Regions from separate parts of the Mus musculus genome. Here region 2 is linked to region 1. Evidence: chromatin loops called from intact Hi-C (ENCODE). Cell type or tissue: gastrocnemius. All regions are shown on one strand.

What was found. A loop is a pair of places that touch in the nucleus more often than their neighbours do. Peaks named below come from ENCODE experiments on the same cell type or tissue, not always from the same donor. Only the 100,000 strongest peaks of a DNase experiment are listed, where the experiment ranks them.
Region 2: a loop joins it to region 1, with 2.4 times the contacts of the local background. A loop is called at or near these places in 2 of 42 quality-filtered maps.

What each region holds. Positions count from the first base shown.
Region 1 is chr15:77,966,586-77,974,585 of GRCm38, forward strand. Eif3d (eukaryotic translation initiation factor 3, subunit D) reads right to left here and starts at 4,239. Exons shown (of 15, transcript NM_018749.2): 1 at 4,098-4,239; 2 at 1,872-2,004; 3 at 1,591-1,636; 4 at 718-854; 5 at 97-182. The coding sequence starts at 1,994. In gastrocnemius, no CTCF peak of the experiment used is centred here; DNase peaks (open chromatin) are centred at 3,557, 4,217 and 4,491; H3K4me3 peaks cover 2,712 bases; H3K27ac peaks cover 2,501 bases.
Region 2 is chr15:78,397,561-78,405,560 of GRCm38, forward strand. Tst (thiosulfate sulfurtransferase, mitochondrial) reads right to left here. Exons shown (of 2, transcript NM_009437.5): 1 at 7,679-8,000; 2 at 1,996-2,470. The coding sequence ends at 2,172. Among named protein-coding and RNA genes, the nearest start is that of Tst, 4.3 kb to the right of the region's middle. In gastrocnemius, no CTCF peak of the experiment used is centred here; DNase peaks (open chromatin) are centred at 3,994, 4,585, 5,064, 5,977 and 1 more place; H3K4me3 peaks cover 2,055 bases; H3K27ac peaks cover 4,814 bases.

The DNA.
Region 1 (8,000 bases):
CAAGAGTGAAAGATAGCCAGTCCCTGCCCTGCTCTGTGATTTTGAGTACAGCCCATTTGGGAACATAACTCTGACTTGGCAGGAAGGGACGCTCACCTCTCTTTCTGCTTGGCACTCTTGGGCAGGGTCTGTAGGTTGAACTGCACCATGTTCCTCCGATCTTTGTCTCTGCGGAGGTTGCGCTGGGGAGCAGGAAGAGACCCATGTTAGCCCCTCGGAGACAAGGCTCATGGTATCTTGAGAGTAAGTTTACGGCGTGAGTTCTAAGTTTCACATCTCTTTACTTTTACTCTACAGCGACTACAGAATTTGGGCTAAGGGGAGTAGCACTTGTGTTAGCTTGGACTGTCATTCCCACTTTAATGTGGGTTTACTAGTTTTATTGGAGTTGCAAAGTTTGCAACATTATGTAGCAGGAGGCACCCTACCAAACCATGTAATTAACAAAGGTTGTACATGACAAGTCAGCAAGGCACTGGGTTCCCAGCACAGCTGTGTGATGTCTGAACTACTGTGAACAAAAATCTAAACTCCTTCAATGTATTCCTAGACCCGTTTCACATTATTCTGACACAACTGGTCACTAAACTGCCACTTGGGATTGGCCAAAGGTCTGTAAGCCTTTCCTTTCTCATCAGTATTCCCAAGATGGCGGCTGAGCAGCAGGAACTTCTGCTCTCAGTGAGAGCTGAGTGTGGGCTGCCAGCCGTGGCCTACCTGTGCGAATCTCATCCGGTTCCGCTGGTAGGCGGTCTTCTGTGTCCGTGCCGTGTCCACCAGCTGGAAGCTTGTCTCATCCTCCTCATGGAAATATGCATACTGACTTCCCCCACCGAACTGAGAGGAATACTTGTCTGCAGGCAAAGGTGACAGTGTGTGCTAAGTGCTACCTACACAGTGAGTGTCGTGCTCATGGTGCATGCCAGGCTTCGACCCCACTCGCCTAAGTGTGCTCCTGACCTGAAGCACTGGCCAGAAGCTTGTGAGATGGGTAGACTCACCGCCCCTGCCCAGACCTGACAGATGGGAACCTGTATTTAAACATGCTCTCAGGTGATTCATGATTCACACTCACATTTAAGGTTTAAGAGCTTGGGTCTAAACAACTTACCAAGAGCCCAAGGATGCCACTACCCCGCTGTACCTCTGCGTGGTCATGTAAGAATCTGAGCTGTACCACCACCCCAGCCATCACCCAGAGCTGCGGACACAGCCTTCCACCCCGACAGCCTCTTTTGGACCTCATCCACTTTAACTTGGTACTCTAGGCAGCCACTTCCAAACATCTAACTGGCACCAGGGAAAGCGGCCTCCCTTACCAGAACCTTAAAACTAAGGCTCAGAGCCGAGAGTCCATGGATTGATGGCTCCAGAAGTCCCAAGCAACAGAATGCAAAGTAGCTTTCAGGAATCTCTGGCCATCCTGGGACTAAAAATCATGGTTTGTGTACACTCTATTCCAGAATATACTTCCAATAACTACCATTACCATTTCCTTTCCTTTCTAAAAACCTTTCATGTGGGGCTTACTGAAAAAAGTAATGAGCTTCCCAAGACCCAGATGTGGACGGGCCGCCGAGGACCACTTACTTGTGTACCTCTTGTCCTGGTATGTGGCCCCTGTCCAGTCTGCAACCTGTGAGGGACAAGGAAGACAACAGGTCAGGCGAGTAGACTTCTGCTGACATCGACAGCGACAAAAGGCATCAGTGTCGCCTCTGATGCTCTGCACGTGGCTACCCTGGCTCTGACTCATTCTGGAGGTCAGGGCCTTCCTTAGGTGGTAGCCCCAAAGGAAGGATATCCATCAAGAGACTAGAAAGGCAGTGGGGAACTGTGGAGTAGCTGCCCCAGCTGAAGGGACCCAATACCTTTCCCAGCCGATCTCCTTTGCTGAATGGCTGGTAGGGCATATCCCGAAATTGCTCAGGAACGGCACAGGGACCCCAGCCTGAGGGGTTGTCCTGGATCACAGGTGTCATGAACTTCGCCATCTTCTAAAACCTGTGAACACAAGCAGTGTGAGAAGTTTCAGAAGGAAGGCCGCCAAGTTCCAAACACTCCACCCTCCACTGAAGCTGCACTGCAGAGGTGCACCCTGGCTCTCGAGCACTGTGGACAGGGTTTTCCTGTAAACTGTTCAAAGAACACTCAAAACGCAGAACCCTGCCAACACCAGCGACATTTTCCTATGTCTCACTGATTCTAGGACAGGTTCTTTGGTGAACATCTTTGCAATGAAGCTGTGCCTTTCCTTGATGGGGTGTCCCGTCTTTCTCAGTAGAACATATGATAAAGGTGTCTTCAATTATTCAAGGAGGTAAGAGTAGTGAATTCCCCGAAACACCTTCACCAAAGCACCCAACAGCAAATGTCTCTAAACCCAGTCTCCATCAGAGGGCCTCGGTCAAAGTCTTGGTGATTGTCACCCTGCACAATTACCACTCAGTTACACAAAGGCACCGGCACACAGTGCTTTAAAGACCCTCGGGCTGCTGAGATGGTGCCACAAGTAAAGGTGGAACCAAAGTGGAAAGTGAGAACAGACCCCCACACGTGGCCTTCTCCAGCAGAATGCCACAGCACAAACTCCCACACACGTGCATACACAGACAGCAACAACAAAATCCTAAAAATAAAGGACTAAAACCAACCAAACAAGACCATCCCCTGAACCCTCAATCAGACCCCACCCTTCCAATTTTCCATCAGCACAAGTCCTGTACAGTGCATGCAGCCAAGCAAAAGGACCATTGGTGACCAAGGTGGTCACAAACTTCAGAGCAAAAGCGGCCGAGTGTCAAATGTCCATACGCAGGAGCACCAGGACACTGTTCTGACCGCTTACAGCACACGCGCTCACTAAACCCTTCGGACAATCCCGTGGGGCCAGTCCCATTTTCTGGGTAAGAAAATTTGAACACAGGCAGTGTAGCTTTGGCCCCGCAGTATATAGTATATACCACAGCTCATTTTAGGAAAGTAAAAGCTAATAGCTGTATAATCCAGGGGCTTGCTGGACACTTCCCATCAAAAACCAAAGCAAACAACAAAAGGAAAAAAAAAAAACCCATGCATTGACCACACACAAGAAACCTGAAATTGTCCACCATTAGAGCTCAGTAGCCTCTCCTCCTCCTCTGACACACGGAAGCTGGTGATACTTAGGTGACACGGACAAGAGTAAACCCAGGAGCTTCACCCTCCAAATATGAACGTATGCTAAGTTGTAGGAAGAACACGGGGTTGTGGGAGAGAGGGTGAGGTGGTGGTGGTGGGGTGTGGTGGCCTTCAAACAGCTGACATGAAGTAAGAGGCCCCAGGATGTTGGGGTGCTGTGCTGGACGCTTTACCACCGACTGCTACCACACACCCCATCTTTGAGACACAAAGCTAGCTCTGCTAACTTAAGGAGTCCATCTGCCCATCCCTTCAAAAAGTTTCCAAGGCTGTCTACTTAGGCCCGACCTCCTTCTGGTTATACTGTGGGTAGCTGGCAGCCTGACCACCTGGGGCTTTAAGCCATACCCAACAGGCTGCCCCCAAAGCAACTGTAAACTTGAGTTGTCACAAGTTCAAGATGGCTCAAGGCCTGATGTGCATCATCATCTATCTCCCTGGATGGACAGGGTTTGGTCCTTCGGCTACTGCACACGTGAATCAGAAAGAAAGCAGTAGGGGAAAAGTAAAACGGCGCGACAGCTGTATTGGCCACAATACAGTGTGGGTCACTGGGGACACTACAGGTGGGGGCCATTAACTCCTGGGCTCCGTTTCCGATCAGAGCTGGAACCTACTCTCAGCCCCCCATTTCGGAGCACAGAAACAATCTGTTCGAACCCCTAGAGGAGGCTACGTCGCCCCACAACCCACCCCACGGCGCTGAGCAGAGCGCCGAGCGAGGGATCCACACACAAGGTCCGGTGTCCTGCATTCTGAGTCGTGCCTGGGACCACCGGGGGCCAATTCCCGCCCCGCCCAGCGGAGGGGCACAGGCGACAGGACGTAAAGGAAGGCTCTTCCGGGAGCTCCCGAAGCCACGTCTAGCCCAGGCTGGCTCGCGAGGTCCGCAGGGTCCCACGAAACAAGCCGCTCACCTGCAAAAGCCTTCACGGGCCCGGATGGCGACAGATGGCCCGGGGAAAAAACTGCGATTGCCGGGATACTCCGAGGAGTCAAGGCAGGAGGGAAGATGCGCGCGCAGGGGCCGGTGCCGTAAACGGCGACCAGCGCTGTCGTAAATGGCCCTACCACTTCCTTCTTAGTCAGCGGAAAAATGTCAAGCCGTAAAGTGAGACACAACCGGAAGTGTGTCACAGCTCTCGGCTTTAAAAAAAAAAAAAAAAAAAATCCTCGTTCGCCCCTGAGGTGCCAGACACAAGTGAGGGGATTACGTCAGTGGCGTCTGGGGACGCCCGGAGAGGTTCAGAACTGAATCGTGGTCACGCTCGGGGCCAGAGAAGCCGGGGCGGGGAGTCGGAGCTGTCCCCGCGGTGTCCCATAATGCTTCGCGCCAGGCTCGCCTCCTCTGCCTCCCACAATGCCCCGCCGCGCTCGCTGGCCCCAGCGTGGTCGTCGGTCTGGCTGATCGTTATCTGGAGAGTGGCCCGGCGCGTTTCGTGTGCTTGTCACTTGTGGCCCCAACGCAGGGTGGCAAATGACCTGCCTAGTCCGGGTTGCTAGAGCTTCGGGGTGCCCGCTAGGACTCAAACCTTTGTCCCACAGGTCACAAGCGTCTTTCAACGGAGATTTCTGGTCGCTATTTTTTAAAGCAGATTTAGAGTGCCTCGCTCTAAATCGATATTCAGATCGGGGCTATCCAAGCTACGTCTTAATTGATCATCACAGTTCACAGGGTGCGGGTCAGTGTGACCTCTTGGCGTCTTCCACCCCCTGCAGCCGTCTGGAAAGAGACTCGGGATGGGCGTTTTTTAAAAAGCTGGTCCCTTCTGCCTGCTGTTTATGTTTCCTTGATAGTTTCTCAGCAGATCTCCTTGATTAGAAAATACATCTTTAAAAAAAGAAAAAAAAAAAACATCTTAGATACATGTGGTGTCCAGGGTCAGCCAAGTGTAGTTTTATGGCCTTCATATCTGACATCTCTCTCCCCTCCTCCCTTAATGAAACTGGAAATGCTAGATAATAAATTGTAAAATAAATGGTTGTCAAAGGACATTTCCACATTCGGGTCCTTACCGTGGATACCACTGGGATGAATTTGATCAGGTGATTTGGCCTCTACCTGTGTTGGAAATGGTAATGTTGGTGGGATTACCCATTTCACTAATTTACCAATGAGCTTGCCTTCCCGTTTCCCCAATTTGTGTTCTCAGGATTTGGTGGGTCCTGCTGGGTCCTCGTCATTAACTTAAATTTCCCACCACATTGGGACTAGCCTGTCTGTGTTGTAACTTCAGCCGTACCTGAGTGCTGTCTGCCCTCATAGTACCATCTCCCTCATTGTTCGAACCATTCATACTCCCAGTGGGTTGCTCCTCAGGATGCTCAAAGCTCTTCCCACACTTCCGAGGGAAGATGTGGCCTGACATCTCCCTGCCCTTCTGAACAACCTCTGCTCTGGCCACCACGACCCTGCTCTCATTCCTCTCCCAGCAGGTCCCACACTTGCTGTACTTTCTGCCCCAAAGGTTTACTGTCACTGTCTGGGTCCTATTGTGTGTGTGTGTGTGTGTGTGTGTTTGTTTGTATGTCTTTAAGAGTTAGTTGCAGCATGTTCTGGGATCCCTCTACTCTGAAACTGAAGGGGAGGGATCATAACGACAGAAGCTGGTGAAGTTGGAGATTGTGAGAAAAGTCACTTGCTTTGAAAACAGCCATCCTTCGGACTTAAACAGTTGTTAAGCAAGTTCTCACTGAATTGTCCAGCTGATCCTGAGCTCCCAACACCTGAAAACTTGAGACAGAAGGATTGCTGCAAATGGGAGGTCAGCCTGGGCAGACCTGAAGCTAGCCTGGGCTCCATAGCAAGAGCCCAGATCAGTAGAAAATCAAAATGCCTTAAAATATAAAGAGGCATGTATCTTTGCTGAACTGCTCCCATCATGCCTCTCTCCTTTCCCCTTTCTTTTTGCAGTGGCTCCCAGAGGCCATCTGCTACAGCTTGTCGTTGGAGTTTAGTCATCTTTCCCCTGTTGTGGCCCAGCTGTTCTGCTCTCTCAGATGGAGAGCGATTTGGAGGGTCCTGCCTCATTCTCTGCTCACCGCGCAGCTTGTTCTCTCATGAGGGTCCCTGCCACCTCTCCCCCCCAACTACAATTCTGCAGTTCTGTGTCACTCTTGTGGGGTGGCATTTTTCTAGAGTGTGCCCAAGAAGTGTTTTGTGGACCTAAGGCGGTTAGAACCTGCTTTTAGAGACAGGAAATAACAAAAAAGACTCACCTACATCCCTCCTGGGTTTGATTCCCAGCACCCAGGCATGTTGGTATATACTGGTAATCTCAGCACCCAGGAAGTAGAGATAGGGAGATCAGAAGTTAAGGCCATTTTCAGACTGAGGTTCAAGGCCAGCCTGGGCTATATGAGATCCTGTCTCAAGCCAAAGTTTACATTCTTGTCAGAAAGTTGGAAACTGGGGCCTCTTTTAGCAAAAGGTTTTTCACAGTCTGTCTAGCTTGGAAAGGCACAAAATCTCCTTGAGAAATTGAGTAAAGAACTCATTATGGCTCATAATGGTTAAGGCTAGCATAGGGATTTATGTTTCAAAGCCTCGAGTTTTATGATTACATCATTCTATTTATTTATTTATTTATTTATTTATTTATTTATTTATTTATTTATTTTGAGGCAGGGTCTCAATTCGTATCTTTGGCCAGCCCAGATTTTGCTATGTAGACCAAAATGACCTCCTGTTTATGGAGATTCACCTGCCTGTGCCTCCTGGGTGCTGGGATCAAAGACATGTGCCACACACTAGCACAGCTTAACAGGCTTTAGTATAAACCTTACGCTTGGCCAAAAGGCATGAGAGGCAGACCCTCCCTGTACCTGCTCCGTCAGGGTTTCTTCTAGCAAATGAGAGAGGTGTGCTTCATCCCCTCGGGGTGTTCTGTGTGAAATGAGAGGAAGACTGGCGTGGAAGGGAAGGTGTCTCCTAAGAAGTGACATTTGGGGGTCAGAGAAATGGCTCAACTGCTCTCTCTGAGTACCCAGGTTTGGTTCGAAGTACCCAGATAGTGGCTCACAACCAGTTGTAGGGGATCCAGTGCTCTTTTCTGGCATTTGTGGATAGCAGACATGGAAGTGGTGCATGGACAGACATGCGGGCAAAGCATCTATACATATTAAAAATATTTTAAAAAGTGACGTTTGACCAGGAGCGGAAAGCAGGCAAACAAGGCAGGTGTCTACTCTCGATCCTATCGTCTCCCAGTGTCTTGTCCTTTTGACATTTGTATTACCCGAGTACTTACTTGATTCGTGTTTCTGGCAGTACATGGAACCTTAGGCACAGAGTGTGCACTTAATAAGGATTTGTTGACTAAGTAAAGAAATGAAAGGACTGGAGACAGCAGGCAAGAAGATATTCTCTCTGCATGGCTAAGAGTCCCCCCCCCCCCTTGCATTAGGATCTCATGTTTAACGCTGGGCAGAGCTGATTCTTGTTTCAGAGAACTCCCATGCTGATGGAAGTAAACTGTAAGAGCCTGCTAGGCCCTCCTATGCATTCCTACAAGTCACATCTGGAAGTGAGAGGCCCCAGCCTGTGCTATACTGTTCTGTTCTGATAAAACATCTGTCTAGATAAGGGAAGTGCATGTTCTAATGGAACCCACAGTGCCGTAGAGAGGGATATAACATTTACCGAGTGCTGACTGTATTCCAGTCAAGGTGCTAAGTGCTTTCCACAAATGACTTTTAAAATGACCGTTCTGTGAGTTTTCTAATAGATGGAGAAGGAGGCTCTGAGCGTTTGGGTAGGTAGCTCACAGAGCAGGCATCAGATGCAGGATTAGACAGTGGTTTTTATGGACTCTAAATCT
Region 2 (8,000 bases), 430 kb after region 1:
GAAAAGAAATAGACATCAGCCTTGTTATGTGGAGTCCTGGGAGTGGCTTCCCACCCACTTTGCCTTGTTTTGTTGGCTATAAACAAGTCACACATCCAGACCTCATTCTAAGGGAACAGGAAGGCACATACCACAGAAGGCCACATTGGACCCTGTGAGTCAAATCCCCTTGAAGACTTCTCTCAGCCCCATAGCCATAGGTCCCTGCCAAACCTGTCCCAAATGGCATCCTCTCCCTGTTCAAAACCTCCCTGTACCAGCCCATCTTAACTAGAGTAAAGGCCAGAGTCATCCTCTTGACCCGAAGAGCCCTAGTTAACATGTTCCCTTTCCTCTGCCATGGATCCTTGCATTCTGCTGATTCGACCACGGCTCCAGCTATGCACAGTGGCCTCAGGGTCTCTGTACTGTCCTCCCTATGAGCCAGTGTCTCCTTTCCCCAGATGCCCTCAGGGGCCTGCTGCAGGACTTCTTTCTGTTCACCTCCCAGACTCTGTTCCTGCCTTGAGATTATGCTGAGAGAGCAATTGAGGTGAGAAATTGAGGTGGGAAAAGCAGGAGAAGGCTACTTGTCCTTCTGCCCCAAAGATGCTTGGGCCCATCCAGGTTCCAAGAGGGGTAAGCCAGTGTGAGGAGGAGAAAGGCCTGGCCTGCAGCCTCAGAGCCCCGCCCCAGCATCTCCTGAGCCCCTTTTGCCCCAGCACTGGGTGGGGCTACCTTCCTAATATGATCTTAGCCCTCCAGATCCCCCTTTCACTCTGGAAGGCTGGACAGGAAAGACCCAGACTCTCCAGAAGAGACTGAATTTCACCCCACAGTCTCAAAGCTTGTTTTTGGAGAACTTAAAACGCGTCAACAATGACCTGTCTGCTCTCTTTCTTCCCCCCTCTCTCCACGTGGCCATGGCCAGCCTCTCTCCCTCTCTCTACCTTCTCTATTTCTCCCTGCTTTTCTACAATAAAGTTCTAAAACCACAAAAAAAAATGCCATCTGCCTCTTCATGAAATGCTCACCTATGGCAGCTTGCTGCTGCCAGGCTTGCAGACCCCCTCCACGGCTGCCTCACCCTCCATCATCCCCAGAGAGTCTATTCAGAGGCAGCAAGGGAGTCAAGGCCAAGACCATCTCCCCTTTGCCCGTTTCTGAGCAGGTGTGTAGGCATTCTTTGGGCAGCATTCAGAAGGCTACTTTTTCTCTTCCTCAAGACTCACTGGGCATGGAGCAGATAGCCAGCTGAAGGCTCAGGACTGGGCTAGCTTCTACTTCATCTCTCTCTTTCTCTCTCTCTGCCTTCCTCGTTCTCCTTCCTATGTCCTCTCAGGTACTCTCAGTATCCTCTATCATCCCTGACTAGTGCTACCTGACAAAATTGAAACAATGTTTGTGAGTCTCAAGAGGTAAATAGAGGTCACGTGTCTGGAAGAACAAAAATTTGAAAGTCCTGTGCTCCCTCTACAGCAGTACAACACGGAGTCAAAAGTCAAAAGTGCTGGGGAGGGCCCTGAGACCAGCAGAGTTGCAGATTGTCTTACCCTGGGGTAAGTCTGGAAGCTGTGCAGAGCTCCAGGGATGCAGCTTCTGTGAATTGTCCCCCACAGTGGGGTGGGCTATGGTGACACACCTGCTTCTGAGTTATCCCTAATGAGTGACCATTTACACTTGCTACCCTGAATAACTCCAGTAAAAACTTCTTGGTTCAACAAGTTGTACCTTGGCTTGAGACATCCCACCCCCTCAAACAAGACAAAACGAACAAAAGAAAAGCACATCTGTAGGAAATGTTTCAATTCTGAAACATAGTTTCAATTCTGTCTGGTAACCATGCTTTGGTCTGTCCCGGATTCCCTTTCTGGGGTGAGTAGATGTGTGTATTATCTTAGGAAAAGTCTGCCACACAATGCAGGAGAGGGCCAGGCGTCTTCTGTGTGGCCTTCATGGTTGAAGGTTGGCAAAGGTACAGGGCAGTGTGGAACCCGGGCAAGGAGGCAGACACACTTCTGAGAAAAGGCACTTTATTCCAATGTAGAGGGAGGGAGGGAGGGAGGCACCAAGAGCAATTCTAAAACCCTGTCAATATCCGTAGCCTAAAAGGTGAACCTACAGCAGGTCACACCAACCTCCCTGAAGGGAACTGGCTGGATTGGGTGGGCAGAGGAGGAGGCTGCACACACTCAGGCCTTCCCACTCTTCCCCTGGGACACACGGGTCTCTGGGGGTGCCCTGCGGAACCACTCTGACCAGGAGCCATCGTAAACAGCCACATCGGGTTTGCCACAAAGGTAGGCAGCCAGGGCAACGTGACAGGCAGTGACCCCCTTGCGGCACGTGGCAATGAGGGGCTGTGAGAGGTCCACCTTCTTGTCCTGGAATATGGCACGCAGCTCCTCTGGGCTCTTCTCGAAGCCATCTTTCGTCAGGAAGTCCATGAAGGGCATGTTGACTGAGCCACGGATGTGGCCCGAGTCTAGTCCTGGGCAGTAATAGAGAATATGAATTAGGGGAGGCATGGAAGGTGGAAACTAGAGGATCTGGGGGCCATCACCAAAAGAAGTAATGTCTTTGCTCTCTTGGCAACTCAATTTCTTGCTGGCTCTGCTTATCGTCAACACTCAAACTGTAAGACCCAAGCCTGCCGCCCCTGTCCCAAGATCTGTCTTGATGGAAGGATGTTCCAAGTCACTTCTTCTTGAGAGGACATCTGTGTGCATTGCAGGCCCTCCTAGTTTGTCCCCTAGTCTTCTGGGAATTACCTCTGCCTTCTGTACTTTGTGTTTTCTCACCTGTGAAATGGGTTCAGTAGTACACATCTATGTCCCAGGATTACTGGGGAAAGCAGACGGGGTGAATTTACATAGACTCTATTCAATTTGATGCTGCCAGGGACATGGCGGACAGAAACTTTGTGCCCCCACTTCCCCAGGCAGCCGTTTGCAAGAGAGCCAAAGCTGCCTAGCTTTGTGAGTCGTTAAAGAAGCTCTCCTGTGAATTTATTTTACAATTGAAAATGCTGAGGTGCACTGACATGAAATGTCTCAGCTAAAGACACAGAGGACAGGCCGACCCAGGACCACACCCAGTCATGTTTCTGTGAGGCACATAGTTGTGAAAACAGAAGGGGATCTCCTATCAGGTACGTGTTCAAATCCCATCTCATCCATTTACTACACTGATTTTCAGCCACCTCTGCACCTCAGTGTCCCCATGGGGAGTGAATGCCCCTGGGCAAGGGCAAATGACATGGATAATATTGAATCCGAATGATGCCTGCCCCCATGCTGTGGTCCCTCTAGTGACAGTGGTTGTTCAGCTCCCTCCACGCACGCGCACCTCTGAAGTGTAAGCATAGCACAGCAGAGGGGAGGCAGGACACACCCAGTGTGGCTTTGGAAAAGTCAGAGTGGGCGGTCACTCACAGCTGTTGTCCTTGCATGCTGGAGGCTGAGGCAGGAGGATCCATAGTTAGAGGCCAGCCTGGTCTATATAGTGAGCTACAGGTCAGTCTGGGCTATTGAGTGAGACCTCATGTGAAAACATCAAACTGATAAAAACGGAAACAGTGGAGAGGGGCCATGGCTGCCTGGTGGCACCCAAAGGACCCACGCTCTGTCAGTCCCTTCATGCTCAGTCACTTCTTTCTTCCCTGGGCACCTGCACCCCTCCACTGACAGTACTGAGAGTACGGCCCACGCCAGAACTGCCTCCATCTTTTTCAGGTTCCCCAAGTCCCCACCAAGCCATTACACTTGGACCATGGGGCAAGATGGAAACAGCATAGTGGGTGTGGTAGGAAGCAGAGGAATGGGGCTTACAGCGAATACTCGTCGGGTACATGCAGCAACATGGAAACCCTGTCAATCCAAAGAAGATTCTAGAATCACTATCACAAGCAGTCCCCTGACTGAACACATGTCCCTGCTTGCATAATACAGTGTGACATCTAGACACGTCTTCCTGCTGTGACCTGAAACCAGTTCTGTGTAACCCTGCCAGTGAGGAGCAGCTGGCCTGTGGATATTAACTCTCAGGATACAGCAGTTTCCTGCAGGCACTGTAGGGAGCGATCATTTGCACCAAGCCTCTGAGGGCTGTTTTCTTCTTGTCGGTGACATAACCAACTTTGGTGCTGTCTTGAGTCTATAAAGGGGGCCTTGTCTAAGTAAGGATGAAGCTAAAGACACTGAGAAGCCTTGGCACCAGCCAGAGGAGGTAGCAATGGCCACTGTGCTAGGAAGGCCCAGGGTCTGTCTGTCTGTCTGTTTGTCTGTCTGTCTGTGGGTGAAAGGGTCAAGGAGCACATGGATGTCAGAGGACCACCTAGGCTGATGTTCATGCCCCTGGAACTTGCTGTTTTAGTAAGGCTGGTTGCAGCGAGTCCCAGAGATCTGCCCATCTCTGCCTCCCCCAGTGCTGGAGTCCTGAGCAATAGTCACTAAGTGGATTGGAGGATCTAACTCAGGTCCTCATGGTCACGAGGCAAGCAGTTTCCACACTGAGCCACCTCCCCAGCCTCTGCCTGGGGACTTTACAGAAACAGAAGTCACAGCCTTTGTGCAGAGGGACAGCCAGGGATCCCATGGGCCCAGGCCAGAGAACTCTGGAACACTGCCAACCAGAGGACGGCCTTGCAGCTAGAAGCAGGCTTCTCCTCCCCTCTGCAGCCAGCACCCCAAAAGTGGGTTCTATAGAGAATTATATCTCCCTCGTTCCTCACAAAACTGAAGAGACTTTCCTCCCAGATCTAATGGGGATTCCAGGCACAGAGAGATTTGATAACTTCCCTCATAACAGAGGCATGGGAAATCAAGTCAGACTCCAAAGCCTATGGTTTTTAGTCATTATGAGCTCCCCTAGAAAAGAAGGCTGGGGTAAGGTATTACCGAGCTGACTTCTGGTGTCCCCCAATAGCCTAGAAGTCTAGGAACGTGTGTTCCAGGCTTGGCTTAGTAGCTTTCATTCAAGTCAGGAGGCACGTTAAGAGCCCTCAGGGCATGGATGGGCACGGTTGTTGGAGCCCAGGAAAACCTGTTTGGACCTTCCTGGCTTTCATCCCAAAGATAGGGAATCCAATCCCAAAGGCACCCTGGCTGTGGCCCAAAAGGCGGGGCCCTAGGCAGAGGGGTTCCTCCTTCGTACATAGCAACCACATGGAGTGGTGACCTCTCCTGCCTCTGTCCTCATGTTTGCTCACTCCACTCTCCACGGCAGCTTTAGGCAAGCCTTACTTTGGGGCCTGCAGACCTCAGTAGAGTGGGGCCAGAGCCTCTACAAGACTACTGAAGATTCTAGAAGCAAGGGGTCTGCAAATCAAAGTCCTCAGCATGGACCAGTACCCTCCTCTCTCCTCCTCCTCACCCACCCCTAGGTGAAATAACAAGGTCACAGGTACCCAGGCTCAACAACTGAGAAATGAGTGCCACCGGGTCCAAATGCAGAATTCCCATTTTATAGATGAGGAAAACTGAGGCTTGGAGTTGGGAGACAACCTACTACTGGCAAAGGCCCTAGAGATCCCTGAATTCTAAGATGCCTCTCTTCTCTGTGATCCTTCCTACTTACTCTGGTTGCCCAGACTCTGGGGGCCTGACTTACATCTGTCTTTGTTTGCTAGTGTTCCTGCCTGTGTGACACACAGCTGCATCTGAATATTCTTTTTTTTATTCTGCATGCTTACTCAGGACTCTGGAAGGCGCATGAAGGCCTGAGGGGCAGGCAACTGCCCCTCCCCCCTACTCCCACTCCCACCCCCCAGGGCAGGAAGTTGCCACTGGGTCTCTGAAGACCTGCTTTTCATTTCTGCCACTCTCAGTACCTTCAGGAACACCCAGTCAAGGCCTCCCCACCCCCCACATCCCATGCTTTGTATCTGGACTGCTGAACCCGGAGGAACCTCCCCGAACCCATCCCACAGAGCAGACCATGACCTTGGTGGTGTGCATTTGTGTCCAGCAAATCCTCTCACAGAATGGGTCAAGTAGCCCCTCCCTGCCTGTCTAGATGGCCCCTGGACTTTGCCCAGTGCCGTCCCCTCCAAAGAGCCCCTGAAACAAAAGCCATGTACTGTGACAGGGCTGGGGACCTCTGCTTGTTTATCAACAACCAGGAAATGCAAGGTCAAGCAGTTGGGCTGAACCCTCCACATAAAAGTGGCTGAGCTGGAATGAGAACCCAGTCTCCCTGGCACTTCAGGGCAATCAGAAAAGGTAGGAAGAGTCAGAGAGAAGAGAGGGACCTTAGAACTCAGGCAGCCTGTGTCCCCTCTACAAGCCCCGACTTTCCTCGTCTGTAAAATGATAGGACGCTATGTCTGGGCCCCATTATCACTCATTTCTTGGTTTGCAGCCAGGAAAGCCCAATGGCCAGCTCCACTCTCCCTTCCTCCAGTTTCAGTTCCAAGAAGAAAATGGGGTTTTGAGTCAAGACCAGGAGGCATCCCAGGTTCAGAGTCTCTGGAAAGTGCCTAACAAGCATGCATCTTTCTCCTCTGACCTTCCCAGAGCCAAGCAGGCGGGAGAAATCAAAGGCCTGGAGAGAGTGAGACTGGAGCAATGCCAGCCTCTGCCAACTCCATGTGTGGCCTTGATCTACTGCTGCCTGTGTGCCAAGGCCCCCTCTGTCCAGTGGGATGAGAATTTAGTACTAAGACTGTAAAAACAGGGTTGCTGACATCAGCTGGCAGAAAGGAAGAGACAAGTTTTTGAAACTTTGTAGGCAAGTTTTGAAACTTTTTAGGCAACATTTTGAAACAAGTTAGGCAAAATGTATCCTGGAGTTAAGTCTTACTGATGAGGGAGGCAGAGAGAGAGAGAGAGAGAGAGAGAGAGAGAGAGAGAGAGAGAGAGAGAGAGGTGAGGTGGGCCAAAACTTGGGGTTGCCTCTGGTCAGGCGCCTCTAGAAAGCAGCATTTCATCTCCTGAGTTTATTTTTTCCTGACTCCTAAACTATACAGACTTCTTCAGGCTTTCTCACACATACCAAAGGGGACCCAAGGGGCCATCTTTCCAGGAATACCTAGCACAGGAGGAGCCCCTGAACCCTAGGAAATGGTGGTGGGACTGAATGGATTTATATCTGGATTTCGAACCCTGGGTTAAAACAAAATGATACCAGGTTCAAATCCAGATTCTACCACTTAACTGACCAAGTAACAATCCCCCAGTGCTTCATCTAAGTCAGGTATTTCATCCCGTCCATTTCCCTGGCTGATAGCTGCTGTAACAGACAGGTCGCAGCCACTTGCTGAGGTTATGAACTGAGGTGCCTTTCACAGACACTAGCCAGGGTCCCAGAAGAGCTCAGAAGGGCCTTGTTGATATTTGAAAGGGCTTCTGGGATGGAGAGAGTGGGAAGAGATTTGTAGACCTCTGTGCAGCCATACAAATGACTGCTTGTGGAGAGAACACCTTTTCGTACATCTACTGCATGTGGGAGCGCTGGTGCCTGGAAGTGGACCATGGATGGACAGGACCCCAGTCACCTAATAGGGGCAGCTTGTTAGCACCCGGCTATGGCACACAGGGCCCCCATGTATGAGCGCTATAAAAGACTTCAAGGTTGGCCGTACCCTCCCATTTTACAGATGGAAAGACAAGTCTACCTAGAGGGCCTGAGGGATCCAGGGGTTTTTTGATTCCCCATCCTTTTGTTGTGCAATCCTCCCAAGGGCCACTGGAACACCTACCTACTATATCCGGCTCCGGTTGTGTGCCCAGGTACCGTCCTTGGGCCCGAGAGTCCACCAGCTGGAACCTTTTAGACTGGAGATTCTCTAGGACCTGCTCATAGGTCTTGAGCAGGGAGAGATTCAGTGTGGCTTTGAAAACGGCTGGCTCTGGCCTCGAGGGCTCAGATGTCACCGGGTGGCCCTCCTTCAGCCAGTTCCGGAAGCCACCATTGAGCACTGACACTGTGCGGTGGCCAAACACACGAAACATCCACCAGACTCTGGGTGCATAGAAGCTGCCCAGGTCATCTCCATCGTATACCACCACATGTGTGTCGTT